Regions from separate parts of the Mus musculus genome. Here region 2 is linked to region 1. The links are chromatin loops, found by intact Hi-C in ENCODE. Cell type or tissue: left cerebral cortex. All regions are shown on one strand. Each heading gives the region's core, and the rest is flanking DNA. Links, peaks and the distances in the headings are about the cores only. Region 1 has its middle 6.7 kb from the start of Ddx10. Region 2 overlaps Exph5 (exophilin 5).

Region 1 (4,398 bases), core at 79-4,078:
ACTCAGGAGGCAAAGGCAGGAGGATATCTGAGTTTGAGGCCAGCTTGGTCTACAAAGCTAGTTCCAAGACAGGCAGAACTACACAGAAAAACCCCATTTGGAAACAAACAAAATTTTAAAAGAAAAGAAAAAGAAAAACATCTATTAGAACTTATTATATTAATCAAGATTCTGGAAAAGAGCGGAACTGATAGAATAAACGTATATGCATATATATTTTAAAGGGGATTGATTAGCTTGGTTTACAGGATGTAGTCCAGGTAGTCCAGCAACTTTTGTTGAATTAAATTTTTTTGTATTAAGGAAAAGTGTTTTTTAAAGGAACCTGCACAGTAAGACCTTTCCATGAGCTCAGAGAAAGCCAGAGGCACTCAGGGAAAATCAATGCATGCATCCTATTTCCTCTTCCCATTTAGTTGTGTCTAGGGGATTATGTGTTTAGTGAACAGATTGTCTAAAAGAAATTCAAACAGATCCTAATCGTGAATCCAATTATAATTAAGAAAATAATTCATATCAGTTCATGTTTACTGTCACTAACATTGACAAGCCTCTGGAATATTAACATATGAAAAGACATATCCATATGATCCACATGATTTTAATTCATATGATCTATAAATAATATTGATATTCTTAGCAAAGGTATCTCCACTTACTAGTGTTATATAAAAACTTATGTGGGTATCAGCAGCAGCAGGTGACAATAGCAAACTCCTAGCAGCCTAAGGATTTCCTCCCACTTAGAGACACTCAGATAATGCCAGATCCTCGACTTCCCTCAAAAACTTCTTCAGGATTTTTTTCTCAGTGAGATTCTGGACTTAGCCAGAGTGAAGCCAAGTTAGTGAGTTTATCAAGTTAGTGAGTTTAGATAGAGCCATGTAGGAGATGAATAGTATACTAACCAAAGACATTGGTACAGATTTACTGAGAGCCAGATGTCCTTGAGTGTCTTAAACACACACATATACATATATGAATACATATATATATATATATATATATATATATATATATATATATATATATGATCCCGTAGCTTTCTGAGTTATAGTCATCAAAGATTAAAGGGGAATTTACAAGGTTAAAGATTAAGAAAAACTTAAAATTTTAGAATGATTAAAGTTAAATAAAAATATATGAGTTGGTATGTTATTTATTTAACTTTTTATTTTGTGTCTATGGGTGTTTTGCCTGACTGTATGTATATAAACCACATGCACATCGTGCCTGAAGAAGACAATACAGGATGTCTGACCACCCAGAACTGGAGTTACAGACAGTTGTTAATCACTGTGGGGGGTACTGACTGGGAACTGAACCTGGGTCCTCTGAAAGAGCAGGGAGTGCTGTTATCTGACGAACCATCTCTCCAGGCCTCATGCTTACATTTTATATTATTATTTTTTTCTTGTGTCAATGAAATTGTAAGGTGGTCTTATGAGGTTTAAACTTAGAGAGGAAAAAGGAGGGCTAATAAACATGGTTAATTGTTGTATTTAACACCCTTGTTAGAGACATCTTTAGGAAAACACATATTATCTCTGTATGTATTAAGTTGACGGGTCTTTTTGTTTGTTTGGTTGGTTGGTTTGGTTTGGTTTGGTTTGGTTTTGGTTTTCGAGACAGGGTTTCTCTGTATAGTCCTGGCTGTCCTGGAACTAACTCTGTAGACCAGGCTGGCCTCGAACTCAGAAATCTGCCTGCCTCTGCCTCCCAAATGCTGGGATTAAAGGTGTGTGCCACCACGCCCGGCTCTAAATTGACATTTCTTTACTCTCAGCAGGAAAAGTAAACTAGATTCCAGGGGAGGGGCATTCTTCCTTTCTCGTGTCTTCTCGACTTTTCCTCCTCATGTCTCCACACCTAAGAGTTCTAATATTCTAAAAATGCTTGAAAACTCGTTCCCTAATCACGTTCAACTTCTAGCACTAGCCACTACATGAAAACTTAGGACTGCTCATTATTTAGTTCACTTCTGGCCAGCAGGTGGCAGCAGAAGATTAAGTGCCACTTTCCCCTGGGGCTTAGATTCAGTTTGCCATGCATTTTTATAGCCACCAAGTACTTTGTTGGTGAGTTGGCCTGTTCTTCTACATCATTGAGCCTTTGAGATGTTTGCAGTTAGTACTCTTCAAATTGTCTAGAATAGTTCTGAGTTGCTTTTTTTCCCACATACTGTTTTTCTTTTTTTTTTTTTAAGATTTATTTATTTATTATATGTAAGTACATTGTAGCTGTCTTCAGCCACTCCAGAAGAGGGAGTCAGATCTCGTTAAGGATGGTTGTGAACCACCATGTGGCTGCTGGGATTTGAACTCTGGACCTTCGGAAGAGCAGTCGGGTGCTCTTACCCACTGAGCCATCTCACCAGCCCCATACTGTTTTTCTTAACAGCAGTTAGGAAATGCCATACAGAGCTGGGTTTGTTACATACACTGTCTCTAAGCATCTCCCAACCTATTTTCCAGGGGATGAAGCTAATCTGAGAGGTGATAGAGCTCAGTCCACAGAGAGCTTGCCTAGCTTTTGTGGGGCTCTGGGTTCAGTCCCCAGCAGTACATAAAACTGGTTGTGGTAGTTCGTGCCTGTAATTACAGCATGGGAAGGTAGAAAGGCAAGAGAATGAAAAGTTCAAGGCCATCCTTGGCTTCATAACAAGATTGAGACTAGCCTAGAAAACATAAGACACTGTCTCAAAAATAAGTAAATAAATAAGCAAACAAAACAAAAATCCTCCAATATAAGAAGGATGAATGATATTCAAGAGGATCAACAACCTGATAAATGAAGGCCCACACTGCTGGGTCTGTCTTCAATAGAAACTCTTAAATGTCTTTTTGATAAAGTGCTGGAGACTGCTGTAGGCTATGATGAGGCAAAGGATGCATTAAAGGTGCTAATGGCACCAAAGGCTGAGATGGACAATGAATGATAGGCTTCATTCACTCCTGAGATACTACAAAGTGTTACAGCTGTTTTAGAAGACGGGTTCTTATAAACCTACATATTCTCTAAACATACAGCCACCACACTGTACCCAACAGGTTTGAAAGCTTATGTCTGCACAAACATCCACAAACAAATGTTTAGAGCCATTGTTCCATTGTTACAAGTTGAATTTGAAATGTCCCACAGTTTCACACGTTGAAGGCTTGGCCCACAGCAAGTAATAGTATTACTTACTTAATTAAAATTATTTAATAATATTATTAAACTGTGGGGTTGTGGAAAAACGTAGACCTAGCTGGAAGAAGTCTGTAACTCAGGGCAGGAAGGGGAAAGTTTGGAGCCATCTTGTCTCTGCCCCTTCCTTCCCTCTGCTCCACAGCCTCTCTGATGTAAGCAGCCTCCGCTGTGTAGGTCCCACCACCATGACAGTCTGCCTCATATCAGGCCAGAGCAGACGCTTTGGAGGAAACTTCTAAAGCCATAAATTACATAAAAATTTCCTCCTTTTGGACATTTACAACAGTGACCACATCTACCCTACCCTCCCCCCCCCCTAAAAAATAAACGCAGGTAAATTTTTCAGATAACTTACAGTAGTTTGGAATAGAGATTGCGATCACAGACAACCTTGTCATGATTAGTGGTAAGTAATCCTATCAAATGATTATAGAAATGGTATAAGCAAACCTTTGAAACTGCATAGAAAACCAACCATCAACACAAAATACTGTTCTCATGTAAGACTATTTACCCTCATCACCAGTTGGTCCAGGGCCAGCCATGAAGATGCCCGCTGAGCAGCCCACGCCTGAGTTCCACCCTCGGGACATGCGTAGCCACTGAGCCTTCTCTCCAGCCCCCATTATTCATTCACTGTCAACAAGATTTTGGACATAGGCATGTGATGGGCAAACTGACATACTTTTAACAAAGAAAGAATTATTAATAACTTACCTAATATATAAATTAGGTCTGTCCTGGGCAAAAATGGGACATACCGGTCTCTCCTCAAATTGCTCCAGTGACTATTATAGTAAGTCTAGTGACATTGTTTCAAATAACAAAATGTCAATTTTTATTTTAGAGGTTGGGTTTGAATGAACTAACTCTGTCCTCTATCAAAATCCCACAGTGAAATGAAAATACAAATCATCGTCGTATTACTTAATGTAGAAGATAATAAAGCCCTAGATCTTAAAATTATATTTACAATGCCAAAGACTACCTCTCCTTAGTTTAATTTGACATGGGTTGCTAAGCCGAACTGAACATAATTATATCCTAGGACAGTCCTAAATTAGTGCATCAAACACCATCTGTTTTAGGCCGCCTCCCCACAGCCCAGCAATTATGCACTTTCCTCCATCTCAAAATTTCCTGTTTTTAGTGGATATTTCTCTTTGCTTTTTCTTTTTATAAGAGAATAATATAATTAAAGCACAG
Region 2 (4,398 bases), core at 319-4,318, 74 kb after region 1:
GAAGAAGAAGAGGGGGAAGGAAAGAGAGAGAGAAAGAGAGAGAAAGAGAGAGAAAGAAAGAAAGAAAGAAAGAAAGAAAGAGAGAGAGAGAGAGAGAGAGAAAGGAAGGAAGGAAGGAAGGAAGGAAGGAAGGAAGGAAGGAAGGAAGGGAAGGGAAGGGAAGGGAAGGGAAGGGAAGGGAAGGGAAGGGAAGGGAAGGGAAGGGAAGGGAAGGGAAGGGAAGGGAAGAAGGGAAGAAGGGAAGAAGGGAAGAAGGGAAGAAGGGAAGAAAGAAGGAAGAAGAAGGAAAGAAGGGAGGAAGGGAAGAAGGGAAGAAGGGAAGAAGGGAAGAAGGGAAGAAGGGAAGAAGGGAAGAAGGGAAGAAGGGAAGAAGGGAAGAAGGGAAGAAGGGAAGAAGGGAAGGGAAGGGAAGAGAAGAGAAGAGAAGAGAAGAGAAGAGAAGAAAGACTTAAATAATTCAAAGCTGAAGGAATGTTGACTTTTAAAGTCATTGTTAGTAGATCGGCCACACCCATTTGCAGGTGCCCAGTGAACAGCTGTTCTCGTTGCTGCTTCTCCTCTCTGTGCTGCTTGTCCTCTCTGAAATACACACAGCATTGACTTTTCATTCTTGAGAAATGGGTTGGTTGTTTATACATCAAGAAAGATTATTCTATACCTATTCATGTCAAAGACCTAGATTACAATGCCCTCTGTGCCACCAGAGTTATGGTGTCATTTGTAATATTCAAAGCCTTTCTCCAAAGACCCACTGAAACTTTATGAATAAGTATTTAATACACTGTAAAGAATGAGCCCAACTTTTGTTTCTGAGATTCTGAAAAAATTGAGATACCTTCAGTCCCAGCACTCACCGGGCAGAGGCAGGTAGCTCTCTTGAGTTTGAGGCTAGCCTGGACTACAAAGCCAATTCTAAAACAGCCAGGGCTACAGGGAGAAATTCTGTCTGAATAAGTAAAAACAAAAACAAACAAGCAAACAAACAAAAATACTAGCATCCAAAAGCTAAAATTATATCAAATAACAATAGTGATATTACCAGAAAATATCTTTAAAAAATATTAACCCAAGGCTCTCCAGTTGGTGAGTCTATGAGATGGCTCAGTGGGTAAATGTACCTGCTGCTGAACCTGGTAGCCTGAGTCCAATCCCTGGGGCTCACATAGTGGAAGGAGAGAACCAACTCCAGCAAGTTGTCCTCTGACCTGCACGAGCACACTGTGGCATGCACACACCCCTGCTGCTACAGATGCCCATCTTTACACACTCAAGCTTTTATAAATGTCCAAAAACAAGTTACATAATTTTCATGCACTTGTATTTCTAGCACTATTACTTCATTTTAGTTCAAGTACAGACTTAATTTAAGATTAAAATAAGATTTTTTTTTCAGCACTGTTTCAAGGAAAGGTTTTCCTCCAGAGCCTGGGCTTTCCTGGAAACGCCCTGCACACTATTACCAACCCATGAGCTTTAATGGCCCCACGAAGCTCTCTGCCAACGACTCCTGCCATGGACTGTGCCTGTGTGACTTGCACTGTCCCTGGTAGGAACCCAAAGAGCCATCTCTTCATGGCAGTGACATTGGGAAAACACAGGCTGCTTTCTCCACAGTCCTAGAGGAGATGCTGAGTGGGACACTTTCTTCCTCCTGGCTTGTGTGCTTGATCTGTGTATGAGGGCAGCTTGGGAAAAGCTCACACATCTCCTATGAGATGTTAAATTGAAGCTAATGCCAAGCAGACTAAATACAGTGTCCTAACACCTTTAGGACTTACACAGTACAGAGCATTAAGCGGGTTGAATATGATAACTGCATTTTAATCACAGGATGAGAGATGACCCAGAATTACTGCAGGAGAATGTGGCTTTTTGGTAGCTTGTGAAAACACCTCTTTCTGTCTTCTTTTTCTGGCAGGATGTGTCTAAGAATACGCATTACATTTAATGTGGGAGGAGTGAGGGAGCATGGCTCTCATTCTTGCTGCTGTATAGGAAGGAGGGATGCTGTGCATATACTCAAGAGGGTATAGCCTGTTACCTAACTGCATATGTAGCAGTACAGAGGATGTGGTCAGAATTCAAGATGTAGTTGTCTTTGGAGAACAGCCACAAATAACATAATAAACAAACCCAAGGTGTTGAGATCACACACTTTGCCTGAGAATCCTTTATTTGCACTTCTGCACCTCTAGAATCCTAACACTTAGCTTGTGAGTCTTCTTGGAGGTGTCTGAGCAACCATATAAAGAGAAGTAAGAGGGGGCAGCAGCTAACAACTTTAGTTCCTAATTCCCTTGTATTCCTCTGTTGACTATTCAATAGCACTCGTTCACTGCCTGCAGTGAGACCTGGTCCTTGGCTTGGGGCATTGACAATCTATGAGGAGAGTCAGGCAACATGAAAAAGGTTTAGAGACTCTGCAGAGAGAGCAGTTTCATTATAGACAAGTGTTGAGTATCTCAGGCTCCAGGGTTTATATAGCAAGCTGGACAAAGTCTACCTACTTAATGAAAGGGGTTTGACATTAGTCAAAGGGTTACTTATTTCATTCATCTTTTTACAACCGTGAGTGACTTATCTTTCAGTTTCATTTCCCTCTAGTATAGGGATTTGTGGGTATCAAGGGGGTTGACTTCAGGATACCCGCCCCCAACTTATATACCAAAATGAGAGACACTAAAGTCCCATATATAAAATGTCATGTTATTTGTATATAACCTGCAAAAACCCTCCCAGATATTTTAAATTGTCTTTAGATTACTGAGAATAACTAATATAATGCAAATGATACATAAATATACAATGCAAATGGTTTATAACTATACAATGCAAATGATATGTAAATAGCCACTGTGCTGCCTTTCTTAGGGACGAAAGGTCAAATGACACTTGCACAGGGGAAGCCCAGCAACATTGTTCTTGCATCTTTGTCTCCAGTTGGTTGAAGCCAAGGATAAGGGCACTACAGCTATAAAGGACTGGCTGTGGTATAGCACCTCCCTCACTGGACTCCCCAATGTGGCCTTTGCCACTTAGCATATGCTTAACATTTCTAGCTCCCTTTGGGGCAGGGGGAGCAAGGTGATGTTACTGTGTTTAAGTTCCCAGGGTACTCAGTTGCATTATGAAAGTACCAGACACAACACAAAACGGTGCCTTCATCTTCCTTCAGGCCCTTGCCTGTGGGAAACAGTGCTGTCTTTTAGTTGTTTCATTTTAATTGTGTGTTCACTCAAGAGTGAAATCCCAAAGAGAAAGGGCAAGAAAATGAAAGGACAGTGGATACCAGAGAATGGTGTGAAGATTTGCCCCCAATACAGAGGCCCTCCGGAGACAAGGGGCCGAGATCTCAGCTAGAGCTAAGTGTGGGCTAACTGAGCACATTCTTTCATGAAGGTGGCCCTCCCAGACCTTTGTAAATGTTTGCATAGAGTCACAGCAAGGAGACTGCCAGTGCAGTCTCCAGGTCAGCATTTCACACGTGAAGAATCAACTTCAGAGAACAGAGTTGTTCCCACATCCATGTGCCCTCCTTTGTCCTCTACTTAGTGAGAGCTTCCTGAGTCTGCCTGTGTCAGGCATCATCCAGAATACAAGACAAATAAAGGCCTTGTTCTCATGGGCGGCCTTTTGTGAAGGCAGAAGACATTAAATGAAGCAAATAAATGAAGAAGATTAATGCAGTTTAAAACACACACACACACACCCCACACACACCCCCCCACACACACACCACACACACACACACACACACACACACCACACACACACACACACACACACACACACACACACACACACACCAAGAAATTTGCGAGACAGTGACTGCAGGTAGGAGGAGGAATGATTAGTTTTGAAAAGTTAAGGAAGGGCTCTGCAAGGCTGTGACGGTTTGCCTAAGACATAAATGAGACCAAAGAATGCCCATGTGACAAAGGGACAAATCACAAATCGGGGTGGGGAGAGGGCGTGGACAGCTAGGACAGTGCCCGACCAGAGCTGGTTTAGCTCCCTAGAGGAAAGAGGCCATATGCAAAGAAAGGAAGACTTTATGATTAAGAGTGGTCAAACTGGCAGAGGGCCAGTAACGTACAGTTTCAGAGACTACGGGGTTCAAGCTTGTATGGTCGGCAGGGTAAGAAGCTACAGAAAGATTTGACGAGAGGAGTGGCCTGAAATGGCCACGTGAGTATTGCCTAGGAACTCTTCCTTGTCGCCCTGACAAAGTCCCTGCCACAAGCAGCTTAAGGAAGGGACAGGTTTATTTTGGCTAGAAGGTGAAGGATGCGGTCTGTTGAAGGGGGGAAGGGAGGGAGTCTTGGCAGCAGGCTGGTGAGGCAGCTAGTCCCATGGCATCCACGGTCAGTGAGCAGAGAGAGATCGATTCTGATCTTC

The links. A loop is a pair of places that touch in the nucleus more often than their neighbours do. Peaks named below come from ENCODE experiments on the same cell type or tissue, not always from the same donor. Only the 100,000 strongest peaks of a DNase experiment are listed, where the experiment ranks them.
Region 2: a loop joins it to region 1, with 3 times the contacts of the local background. A loop is called at or near these places in 2 of 42 quality-filtered maps.

The regions. Positions count from the first base shown.
Region 1 is chr9:53,252,566-53,256,963 of GRCm38, forward strand. No RefSeq gene overlaps it. Among named protein-coding and RNA genes, the nearest start is that of Ddx10, 6.7 kb to the left of the region's middle. In left cerebral cortex, for the core only: a CTCF peak has its summit at 1,992 (motif pointing right); DNase peaks (open chromatin) are centred at 2,002 and 3,797; H3K27ac peaks cover 465 bases.
Region 2 is chr9:53,326,479-53,330,876 of GRCm38, forward strand. The region is part of intron 1 of Exph5 (exophilin 5); the gene reads left to right. Among named protein-coding and RNA genes, the nearest start is that of Exph5, 27 kb to the left of the region's middle. In left cerebral cortex, for the core only: no CTCF peak of the experiment used is centred there; a DNase peak (open chromatin) is centred at 1,885; H3K27ac peaks cover 1,748 bases.